2 separate regions of the Mus musculus genome follow, and region 2 is linked to region 1. The links are chromatin loops, found by intact Hi-C in ENCODE. Cell type or tissue: left cerebral cortex. All regions are shown on one strand. Links, peaks and the distances in the headings refer to the core of each region. The heading gives the core; the rest is flanking DNA. Region 1 has its middle 29 kb from the start of H2al1a. Region 2 has its middle 75 kb from the start of H2al1a.

Region 1 (5,385 bases), core at 200-5,199:
TGCTTCTGTCATGGCAGAAGAAAGAAAGGCAAGAGAGGGAAATTGTCCTCATATGGGAGAACAGCAACAGCAGCAGCAGCAGCAACAGCAACAACAACAACAACAACAACAACAGCAACAGCAACAGCAAAAGCAGTGAACTTAACCCCATGAGCACTTAGGAGAGGAATGTGAGTCCACTCATGAAGGCAGAGCACCTGACCTACATGCTCCCCAGAGGGCCCCAGCTCCCAGCACTGCAGGTTAGGGAATATGGTTTCTAGCCTGGCAATTTAGGAAAGGGCTGGACATTTAAACCATAACACCTACCTGGCCTGTTGGTCAGGACGGTGGTGCAGGATTCTTTCTGACACCAGAACCCTGAAGCCCAGGTATGATTTTCCGGTCATATCCTGGCCATCCACCAGATGTGTGGCACTACTTGTTATCGCTGTGTTATTGCTGACACTTTGAGTACTGTTTTTGCTGCCAAAGCCTAACCCTTACAGATAGGGCATCCCAGAGAGGGACTGTGGCTCACCGCTTTTCACACACCTGGCTTTTTGTGCCAAAAGCAAGATTAGAACCTGTGGCCCTGTCCTCTGCCCTACAGGAGTTATCCCAAGATTTTCACACACATGTGAAAGACACCATTTGGTTGTAGGTCTTGCAGCTTTTAGGAAATATAGCTTGTAAAAAACTCGTTGAGAGAAAACAGATGAAACTTTACATGGCTCCGGGGATTAATAATGTAACGGGGATTGTTCCACTTCTGCTTTGAAGTGAATCTGAACTGGTTGCTCCACCCCCTCTCCTCCTCCTCTCCCACAGCTGTGGAGTTCCCCAGGAGGAAGGCTTTAATGGCTTGGGAGCTGCTCCAAATAGTGTCTGCAAGAACCGGAGCTGGAGTAACCCTGGAGACCAACCATGACTGAAGCTGGGATCTGGCCCTTTCCTAGATAAGCAGGAAGCCCAAGCCCCAACCCCAGCACTCGCAGACGCTTGGCAGCCCAGGCAAGAAGCACACATAGATGCTGAAGGGATTGTCCGCCCCATACCATGCCTCTCTGCCTCCAAAGAGGGAAAACCCATCTGCAAAACCTCGCCTGCGTGTACTCAGGAGCTGCAGACTATGATAAGATGAAGTTAGAGAAGCAAAGAGCCACCGCCATCACCCCCTGAAGAACACTCCTATAAACCTTCCTAGGACTCACCACAGATTGACTCATGCCTCCTTGGCCTACAGATATTGCTGGATATTGGATGCTGACAGTATTTAAGCCTGTTGTATTCTTACTGACAAGCGTGGTCTGTGTCTACATAACTCTGGAGCTTGTAGCACACTAAAGAACAGTGTTTTTGTTTGACTTTGTTTGGCTTGGTTGTAGGGTCTTACGTAGCCCAGGCTAGCATTGAACTTGATATATACTTGAGGATGACTTTCAAGTCTTGATCCTCCTGCCTCTACCTCTCAAGTGCTAGAATTACATGTGAAAGTCTCAGCATACTGTCATACACTCATAGGTTTCAGATTGAGTAAGAGAAAAACCACCTGCTGCCATATGATTAGAGATATATAAGGTTTCATCAAACTAGGTACTGGTGGTGCATGCCTTAACTGCAGTACTTGAGGAGGCAGAGACAGGCAGATATGTTTGTGGGTTTGAAGCCAGCCTGGTCTATATAGCAAGTTCCAAGCCATCCAGGGCTACATAGAGAGCCCTTTTCTCAAAAACAATAAAGGTTTGGTCAAGCGATGTCTCTGTTTCATATTATACATGCAAATGACTGGGAAAAGATATCGTCAGTTTTCCTTGTTGCATGCCCAGTTCATAGCACAGCCCTAGACACATAAGGAGCATCACTATATAGGTGAATGAATGAATTTGAGGATAAATAAACACAGCTGTTCTGGGAGAGAGTCCACAGGTGGCATTTTTGCATAACTGGCCACCATGGTTCAGCATATCAGATCTGGGCCTGTGGGCCCTTTGGCATTTGGTGAAGGTCCCTCTGTTCCTCTCCGTGGCACCATGCCATCCTAAACTTGTCTCAACAAGTAGTCACTGCTGAGCTGACATCTCTATCACCCTGGCCTCCCTGGTGACTATTGGCTACAGAGGACACTGGGGACTGTGGCAGCCCGAGCAAGTGATCACGCTTTCTTGCCCAGTCCCAACCCCCAATTTGCTGGCAGAAGTTGGTATGCTGGCAGCATCTGCTCCTGTTTGGAACCAAAGCTGTTCCTTGTCATTCTTGATGCCAGCTGGGAGCAGAGCAAAGTCACCAATGCATAGGAGAGTCCAGACCCTCAGGGGCCACCAACTGCCTGGGATGGAACAGAGAGTCTGGCAGGACATGACTAGTAAAAGAAGCCCATGGGCATTACCCTTCAGCGCTGCTAGAACAGGTTGTCTGAGGCCAGTTCAGGAAGAACAAAGGAAACAAAAACAACCTCCTCCTTTCCCATGTTTCTCACTCCCCTAGTCTAAGGCTACTGCATGAGACAGACTGAGACTAGCACAAGCAGCCAGTTAGCTTTGGGAGACGGTCCTGCAAAGCAGAGGTGAGGGTGCTTAGAGACTGAGGCGGGTCAGGGAGGAAAGTCAATTTGGACTGCACTAAAGAGCTGTAGACATTTTCTGGGGCTCAGGCATTTGTTCCTTGGGTGAGTAGAATATTTACTCCTATATCTTGTCCCTCGGTACAAATGTGTTGCCCTTGACCTATATATTTCCTTGCATTTCCAAATTGTGCCTGTGTTGAGCTAAGTAAGCTTCCAGGGTGCCAGAACCAGCCCTCAAGTGGGCAAGCTGAGAGACATGGGTCCTGGAAGGGGAGGAGATGCAGTACCCACAGAGCTGTCCAGTTAGAAGCTTTGAGTGAGAGACCATGGGTGTGGCCTCAACACATTCATTCATATATATATATACACACACACACACACACAAATGGCCTAGAAATAGAAGATGTGGATTCCAGGTCTCTTGCACTTAACTGTAAGATCTTTCGTGTCAACTCAACCTCATTTTTGTCCACTCAGGAAAAAAAAAAAGAGGGGGAATTCTGTCCGTGAAACGTTGAAGGATTGCTCGGGGGAATCAGATTACAACAGAGAACCAAATACACAGTGTTTTATGTTAATATAATATTCCGGTCCTTTAACTTGTCCAAAAAGCTACCGCATTGCTTTCCTGTCAATATACTCTCCATGGAGAGTTTCCAAGGCTACAAGCTGTCAAAGGCCCTTGAAAAACTAAAAGTACAGTACACTTTCAGATGGGAATATGTCAATGAGTCCACCTGAAATAGGCTCCTGATGTTCCTCCAGGTAAATTGGACCTCGTGCAAAGAAAGATGATCATGATCTCATTCAAAGAATTCTTCCTATACTTGGCTGACCCTACCTAAGCCTCAATTACTCCTCCCTCCTCTCCTCAACCTCCTCCCCCACATAGCCTCCATCTCCTCAGATCCTACTCATGCTAGCTAGGGTAATGCTGACTGACGTAACTTACAGACCGTCACAAGTCTGGGCTTATCAATGATAAAAAAGTGGTTTCATTCTTATGTGACAAGCTGACACCTGGAACCTAATTGTGTTGAATACACCTGCCAATTCAGTGATCCAAGAACCCAGGTGCCTTCCACTGCACACCATCATCATCTTCAATCTGAACTTCTTTGTTGGAGTTCCCAATTTTCAGTCAATTGGAATGGGGCAAGAATGTGAAAGATCAAATATCAGAATACGGACAAAGTTGTGAGCGACTGCATGCATGCTACCAGTCTACTAGAACTCAGTTGACATGGCCATCTTTAGCTACAAAGGAATCTGAGAATGGTACACTACCTTAGTGACCAGGGAAAATAGAAACTAGCATTGGTGACTGGATAGTAACACTGCCCTAACCTTGAAATTCCTATGATCAATTGTTGGAGCTATGATCAATTATTAAGAGTTTGGATGTTCAATGTCTCCCTAAGGTTCTTATGCTGGTTGTCAGGCTATGGTGCTGCTGGGAAGGGCTGGAACCCTCAGAATGTGGAGGGTAGTGAGAAAGTTATGTCACTGAGGTCATGTCCTTCAAGGAGCTACTGTAACTGCAGCCTCTACCCCATGTCTGCTTACCAGCTTCCATGAGCTCTGCTTTAACACATACTCCCTCCCCTATGCTGCTCTGCCTTGCCATAATCCCAGAGCAAGAGAACCCATCAGTCATTGACTGAAATCTCTAAAACTAGGAGGTGTCTAACCTTTTGACATTGTGGTAAGGTATCATGTCCAAATGTGTTGAGCAACATTCATAGCTGTCTTGGGGCACATGTGGCCTATGGTCCCACAGATTGGCCATGTCTCTGTAAAACAGTCATCCAAACTACATCCTTCCTCATCTTGAGTTGATGACCTCAAATACTTTGTCATAATAACCAAAACATCAAGTAACACATCAAAGAAGAGCTGAATTGTTTCACATGGGAGTTCAACAAACCAGAAAGCACCTACAGACACCGGGTCAAGTCAAGGGGCAAAAACAATAAGTCAACAATCAAACAAATAAGCAAACAAAACACATCACAAAACAAAACAAGCAAGCAAAACAAACAAAAACGGAAGAACACACAGAGATCATAGCCAGTAACTCACTATTGCCTGCACACTTTCCCTTCTACAGTGCTGAAATGTATAACATTTTCCCGAAAGCTATGGGTTGACCTGCTTCTGTGTCTTTGCCTATATTGCTTTTACCCAGTGCCTTTCCCAGTTTCATTTAGCTGGTCCACCATATGTCTGCCCCAGTAAACCCAGTCTCCTGATATTCAGGCCTTTGGAAAGTCCACTCCCTTCAATTGGGTCTGGTTCCACAGCTAGGTTTAATCAACAGAATGCAGTGGTGGTGGCAAGTGGTGGTTCCAGGCCTAACTCCAAAGACCACCTGACAGCTTCTACTCTGGTGTTCCTAGGATTCTGAGTCTCCAATTAAGACATTTGGCTGCCTTTCTCTAAAAAAACACATGACATCACTGTGTGGAGAGGCAGAGAGACTCCAAGACCACTTGGAGAAAGAAAAGCTCAGATGAATCCAGTCTCCAGAAAAAATTGCCAGCTGAATTTAGCTAAAGAGGGATTACCAAAAGGGCCAGCCGAAAAGTCACCCAGCTGACCTCAGCCTTGACTGGAGAAGGATTAGCAAACAAAATGCTGCTTCAAGCCACTAATTTAGGGTGATTTGTTACGCAGAAATAGAAACATGAGGTAACGTCCTTCAAGTTCTGTGCCAGGCTTGAACATAATCTTCTACTTCTTTCCTCTACTTCTCTATCCTCCTTGCTTTGGTTTGAATATAAAATGACCCCATAAGCTAATGTTTGAATGCTTGGTCTTCAACAGAGAGTATTATATGG
Region 2 (5,385 bases), core at 284-5,283, 46 kb before region 1:
GAACAGTCCCACCTCTCACCTAGAATATGCTAAACTTTTGGCCAAGAGAATGAAGGATGCCAACAAAAAATGCCAGAAACAGATTACCAAGAGACATAGGTTGTTCTTGGTGAGGGGCTGCTACTTCTAAGTCTGTGTCCAGTCAAAAATAGATTTTTAAGAAGAGCAAATAAATAATCAGACTTTGAGAAAAAAGAAAAAATAAAGATTTGGAGGATGAAGAGGAAAGAGGGACCAATGTAGAATAGACATAGATGGCAAAGCAAGGTGGGAGACTAAGGTAAGGTTTTAGGATAAGGAAGGTGTCCATTGAAGAAGCAGAAAGAAATAAAGGATAAGGTGGAGTAATGAGCCAAACAAGTCCTGCTTTCCCCAGGAGCAGCCTTAACTATCTCAACCTAAATAACAAGAGCAAGCACCTAGTGCTATCTGTGAGTCACACATCAATTTAAGTGTTTTGTGCTCTCAAGGTGATCTTTAGGGTGGTAAAGCACTGTTATTGTCCCCTTAAAAGATGCCGAACATCACTTGCCCAAGGTTTTAGAGCTAATAGTGGCAAAGCTGGGACTTGAACCTGGGAGGTCTTACTCTGGAGGCTATTCTCCTGACCACTAAATTATACTCCTACTCAAGTTAATAGAATTAAAACCAACAAACACTTTGAGGGGAACCTTGTACGAGGCATTATGGAAGTTGGAAAGATGGATGAAGGATACCATCTTTACTCTTTCTTGAGGAATTTCTGCTATAATGAAGACCAGCCAGACAATGCTGGGAGGGACCTTGAGACAGCTGGGCAGAGCTACCCAAGGCAGGCAGGTAGCAGCCATGAAATTGATTCCCAGAAAGCGTAGCTGCAGGCATCTGGCTTGGCTTGGGGATCAGACTGCTGTCCTGGATGAGCAAATGCAACAGAGACCTAAGACTTTGCAGGGATGAAGGTGAGAGGCTGGGGACAGGATGAGTTATTGACATTTACACTCAGAAGGAGACTAAGGCTGGAAAGCATTACATCCTTTAGGGATGATTTCTTAGCATGCATTACATCTCTCTCCCAACCCAAAAGATTGACTCATTTGCACTCATGAGTCAAGAATATTTTGCTTTCAGGCAACAGAAACTCAACTCAAGCCAGTTTAAGATGGAGAAAAGACACCAAGGTTTATCCTCAGTAAAGGTTATTTCTGGGTGTTTAAACAATAGTTAATTTTCTATATAAGTATCAGAATAATTTTTTCAGCTCTTGAGAATTTTCACATAATCTATATAGCCACATGGCAGTCATCAGTACTTCCATATACAATGTAAGATTTGTGTGTGTGTGTGTGTGTGTGTGTGTGATGTATCTCCAACAAACTAATGTATTTGAAGACCTTATTCCCAGTTGGTGACACTATTTTGGAAGTTATGGAGGCTTTGGGACATAGGACGTTAGTTGGTAGAAGTGGGTTACTAGATGTGAGTCTTCGGATTCCAGCTGAGTTGTCTGCTTCCTGAATGTCAAGAAGTGACCAATTGTCTCACAATTCCCACAAATAGCTACGAAGCCATTCATACAGCTATGCTGTCGATTACAGATGTCTTCTGAAACCATGAATGAAGTTAAGTTCTACCTTCAAAAAAAAAAAAGGTTTCTTTTAGCCACATCTAAGAAGAATTCGTACTGTTGACCTCATTTTCCTTCCTTTATGTCCTCTGCCTCCCCAAATCTGTCCAGGGAAGCCCATCAAGTCCCCATATGCACATTAAGCATGGGTCCTGGGTTCCAACACAGTCTATGGAGGCCAGAAGCTTTCTGTCAAACTTGGCTTGTATTCCCCATCACATGTGGCCTACTCTGGTGTCAGACCCTGGGCATATACTTGGGCTGGCTAGGAGGTAGGACATCTCCTGGTTCTGACCTCTAGGCTTCAGGATCAAATATCTGACAGTAGGCTATTTCCATGACCCCACAGACCGCAGCCCTAGTTGGTGTAATTACATGATAACAGCAGGCTTTGTGGTTTATCTAACTCACCTGTCTTTGTCCTTTCCTTGCTACCGGAAATCCAGTTTTATGTAGGAGCAGCACACTGTCCTCAGGAATGGGACAACAGTTTGTATAGGCCAATTACAACAATTTCCTTCTCCATTTTCCTCAGCCTCCAAGTCCTGAAGTCACTAGGACCTAATTCATTCCAGCCAAGAAGATGGAAGACCATGATGGAGAATGCTCTGGAAATGCTTTTCTTTCCTCATGTAAGTTTAGACAAGGTTTGCCTGGTCCTCCTCTCATTTTCTCCATGTCTGAATGTAGGCTAGATATATATGGCTTTATCCTGACTCATAGCTTCAGAACCCGCAATTTCTATACGGACAAAACTGAGTTATCATCTTTCCTCCCAATCTTCTCTTTGCACAGGTTTCTTTCTCTACTACACCCAGGCAAAGTCAACAGCCACGCCTCACCACCTGACCTCCAATCAGTCACTGGGTTTTCATCATCTGACCTTTTCAGTATCTCTTGAATCAGTTTCCTCTCCATCTCCAGTGCTACTCCCTTAGATCAGATCTGCTCTTGCCTCACCTTGATTGCTGCAGTGCCTTCTGACTGCGAGCTACCTCCCCTCTGAACTCTTCAATCAGTCCTCCAAATGTGAGCCCAGGGCTGCATTTCTAAAATGCACATCTGATCAGGACATTCCCCTGCCTAAAATCCTACATTGTCTTCCAACCTTGGATGGGAGACCCCTCAGAGCTACCATTTCACAGGCCCATTGAGTATGGCCCTCTTGTGTTTACATCCCTCTTCCCCCAAAGGGACCTCCCACTGCTAGATGTATCAAAACTGTAGTCTTGGAATTATCTCTGCCTTCTGGTGCTATGCCTTCATCCTGAGTTCTCCCTACTCTCAGATTCCTCTTCAATCAGTCCTTTCTGTCCTTTAAATTTCAGCTCATCAGTTGTCCATTTTCCTCAAGAAGCCTTTCTCTCCTCCTTTCCTCTTCTGTCCTCTTTTCTGTGTCTTCATTACAGTAGAGCCTTCCATGCTGACCTGTAATCTCTAGTCGTCTCTAGCTATTTTATGGCTAATGCTCATTTAGATTTACTCACATGTTTACCCAGGTTCATCACTCATCCTTGCTTTTCGTCTCCTACAGCTGCCTTCTGGGTTTCATTTCTAAGTTTCATCTCTGAAGTAAATCCTCTAGTAATTCTGCCAGTTAGGATCATAAGTGTAAATTCTTTCAGACTTTGTTCTAAAACGTCTATATTTATTTTACTCTCACTTTCTTTTTACTTTTTGTTATGAAAATTCAAATATAAAGGAAAGTAGAAAAACTAATATAGCAAATGTGCATGCTCTCCCATCTGGATTTAACAATTGTTAACATATGTCATGTTCGCCTCATCTGCTTTTTTCCTAAGGTACTTTAAAATAGATTCCAGGCATCGTCGTATTTTATCCTGTGCAGAATCGTTTTCTTTTGGCCCTGCCACTTTCCCTCTCCTCCTATTCTCTTGAGTATGGGAAATCTTTGGCTCTCAGTTAGATTTGGACTATGGGATGATCCAACAGAAGGTCAAATGAGTCCAGACTCGGCAATAACTGGTTTTCTCACTGAAGCCCACAGCTTCTGTCAGGACACCATCTATAGCTGTAGACACCACTCTTGAAATTCTAGTAACTGCTCCATCCTCTGTCCCTTAAGACCCTGGTGACTGGAAACACATGCAGCTCTGGTGTGCTTCGGAATACTTTATTGGTTTCCCTACACTCTGACTATACTCTATAAATAGTCTCTCTTATTAAACCCTCCTGTAGTATCTCACCTGGCCCGGAATTATATACATCCTTAAGTACAGTCATACATCATGCAAAAAAAATTGCCAACAACAAATACATATTCCATGGTCCCAGAAGATTATAATAGAGGTGAATTTTTTTATAATAGAGATACCTAAACACTTATATTTATCGTGGCACTATTCACAATAGGCACGTTTCAGAGTCAGATAAGGTGTCCTTCGGTGGATGAATGGATCAGAAAGCTGGTAGCTATACACAATGGAAAATTATTCAACGATAAAGAAGAAAGAAATCATGCTTTGGGGGAAAGAGACCAAACTGTGGATCATCTTGTTACCAGAAATAAGCCAGACTCAGAAAACAAATATCACCTGTTTTCTCTCATATGTGCAATCTGGATTTTTTTTTAATAAGTTGAAGGGAACTAAATTGGAAAGAGAAATGGGTTCAACAGTGGGAGAGAGAGAGAGAGGTAGTAGGGGATAAATATAATCAAATTATATCATATATGTATGGCAATGCCATGATGAGATACGTAATGTATTGCTATAAATATGTGCTAAAGGTGGCTAGAGACATGGCTCAATGTTAAGAGACTTTATTGTTCTTCCAGAGGACCTACATCCCATTCCCAGCACCCACGTGGCAGCTCAAAACTGTTTCTAGCTCCAGTTCCAGGGGACCTGACTCCCTCTTCTGACTTCTATGGACACCAGACATGCACTTGGCACACATTCCTGAATGCTGGCAAACACTTATACATATAAAATAAAATAAATAGATCTTTAAAAATACAGAATAATAAAGTAGCCCAAACTTAACTTTTATTAGCTACCAATGTCTTCTCCATCATACTGTCATCATGCAATCCATTGCTTATGCTTCTGGGGACATAAGAGTAAATAGGCCCACTGCACTACCAGTCACACAAAATTACACAACTCTGGGTACAATACTTACTGATGTAAGAAGTAGCTACATTACTCAATTTTGTGTTTACTATATGGTTGTTTCTTTAATTAATTTAAGGTGTACTCCTCTTTGTAAAAAGGAAGTTTGCTGAAAAACAAGACGTCTTGTTACTCTGGCAACAGCTTCATATGTCTTCTTGTGTTTACTGAGTCTCTTGACTGCATGAAAAGGTCACATGCAATCAGTGATTGTCCTATATGGCCTAGGTTTGTGTGGGTACACACCATGATGTTTTTATGATGGTAAAGTTGCATCAAAATCTCTTTCCCAAATCATATCCCTATCAATAAGTGATACATGACTCTACTTCAGTGTGCATCTCTTAAAATGATTTTAAAACTTTTAGTGTGATTTTATATAATAAAAACAAAACATGATCATATTGCCATTATCACACAAATTAACAAAATTAAGAGTAATTCTTTAACACTCCAGTTTTTTTTCCTTAAAAGTGAGTTTTTGTTTGTTTGTTTTTGAGTTTTTTGCTCAAATCAGAACACAATCCAAGGAGCACATACTGCTTTCGTTTATTTCTTTTAAATCCCACAGAATTTGGAAAAGTCTCCCTATTCTTTTTTTCATGTTAAAGACACTTGAAACGTATACTTCATAGGCGATGTTGT

The links. A loop is a pair of places that touch in the nucleus more often than their neighbours do. Peaks named below come from ENCODE experiments on the same cell type or tissue, not always from the same donor. Only the 100,000 strongest peaks of a DNase experiment are listed, where the experiment ranks them.
Region 2: it touches region 1 in a loop (6-fold over the local background); 3 of 42 quality-filtered maps call a loop at or near these places.

Annotation. Positions count from the first base shown.
Region 1 is chrX:11,267,140-11,272,524 of GRCm38, forward strand. No RefSeq gene overlaps it. Among named protein-coding and RNA genes, the nearest start is that of H2al1a, 29 kb to the right of the region's middle. In left cerebral cortex, for the core only: no CTCF peak of the experiment used is centred there; DNase peaks (open chromatin) are centred at 845 and 2,124.
Region 2 is chrX:11,221,122-11,226,506 of GRCm38, forward strand. No RefSeq gene overlaps it. Among named protein-coding and RNA genes, the nearest start is that of H2al1a, 75 kb to the right of the region's middle. In left cerebral cortex, for the core only: no CTCF peak of the experiment used is centred there; a DNase peak (open chromatin) is centred at 2,343.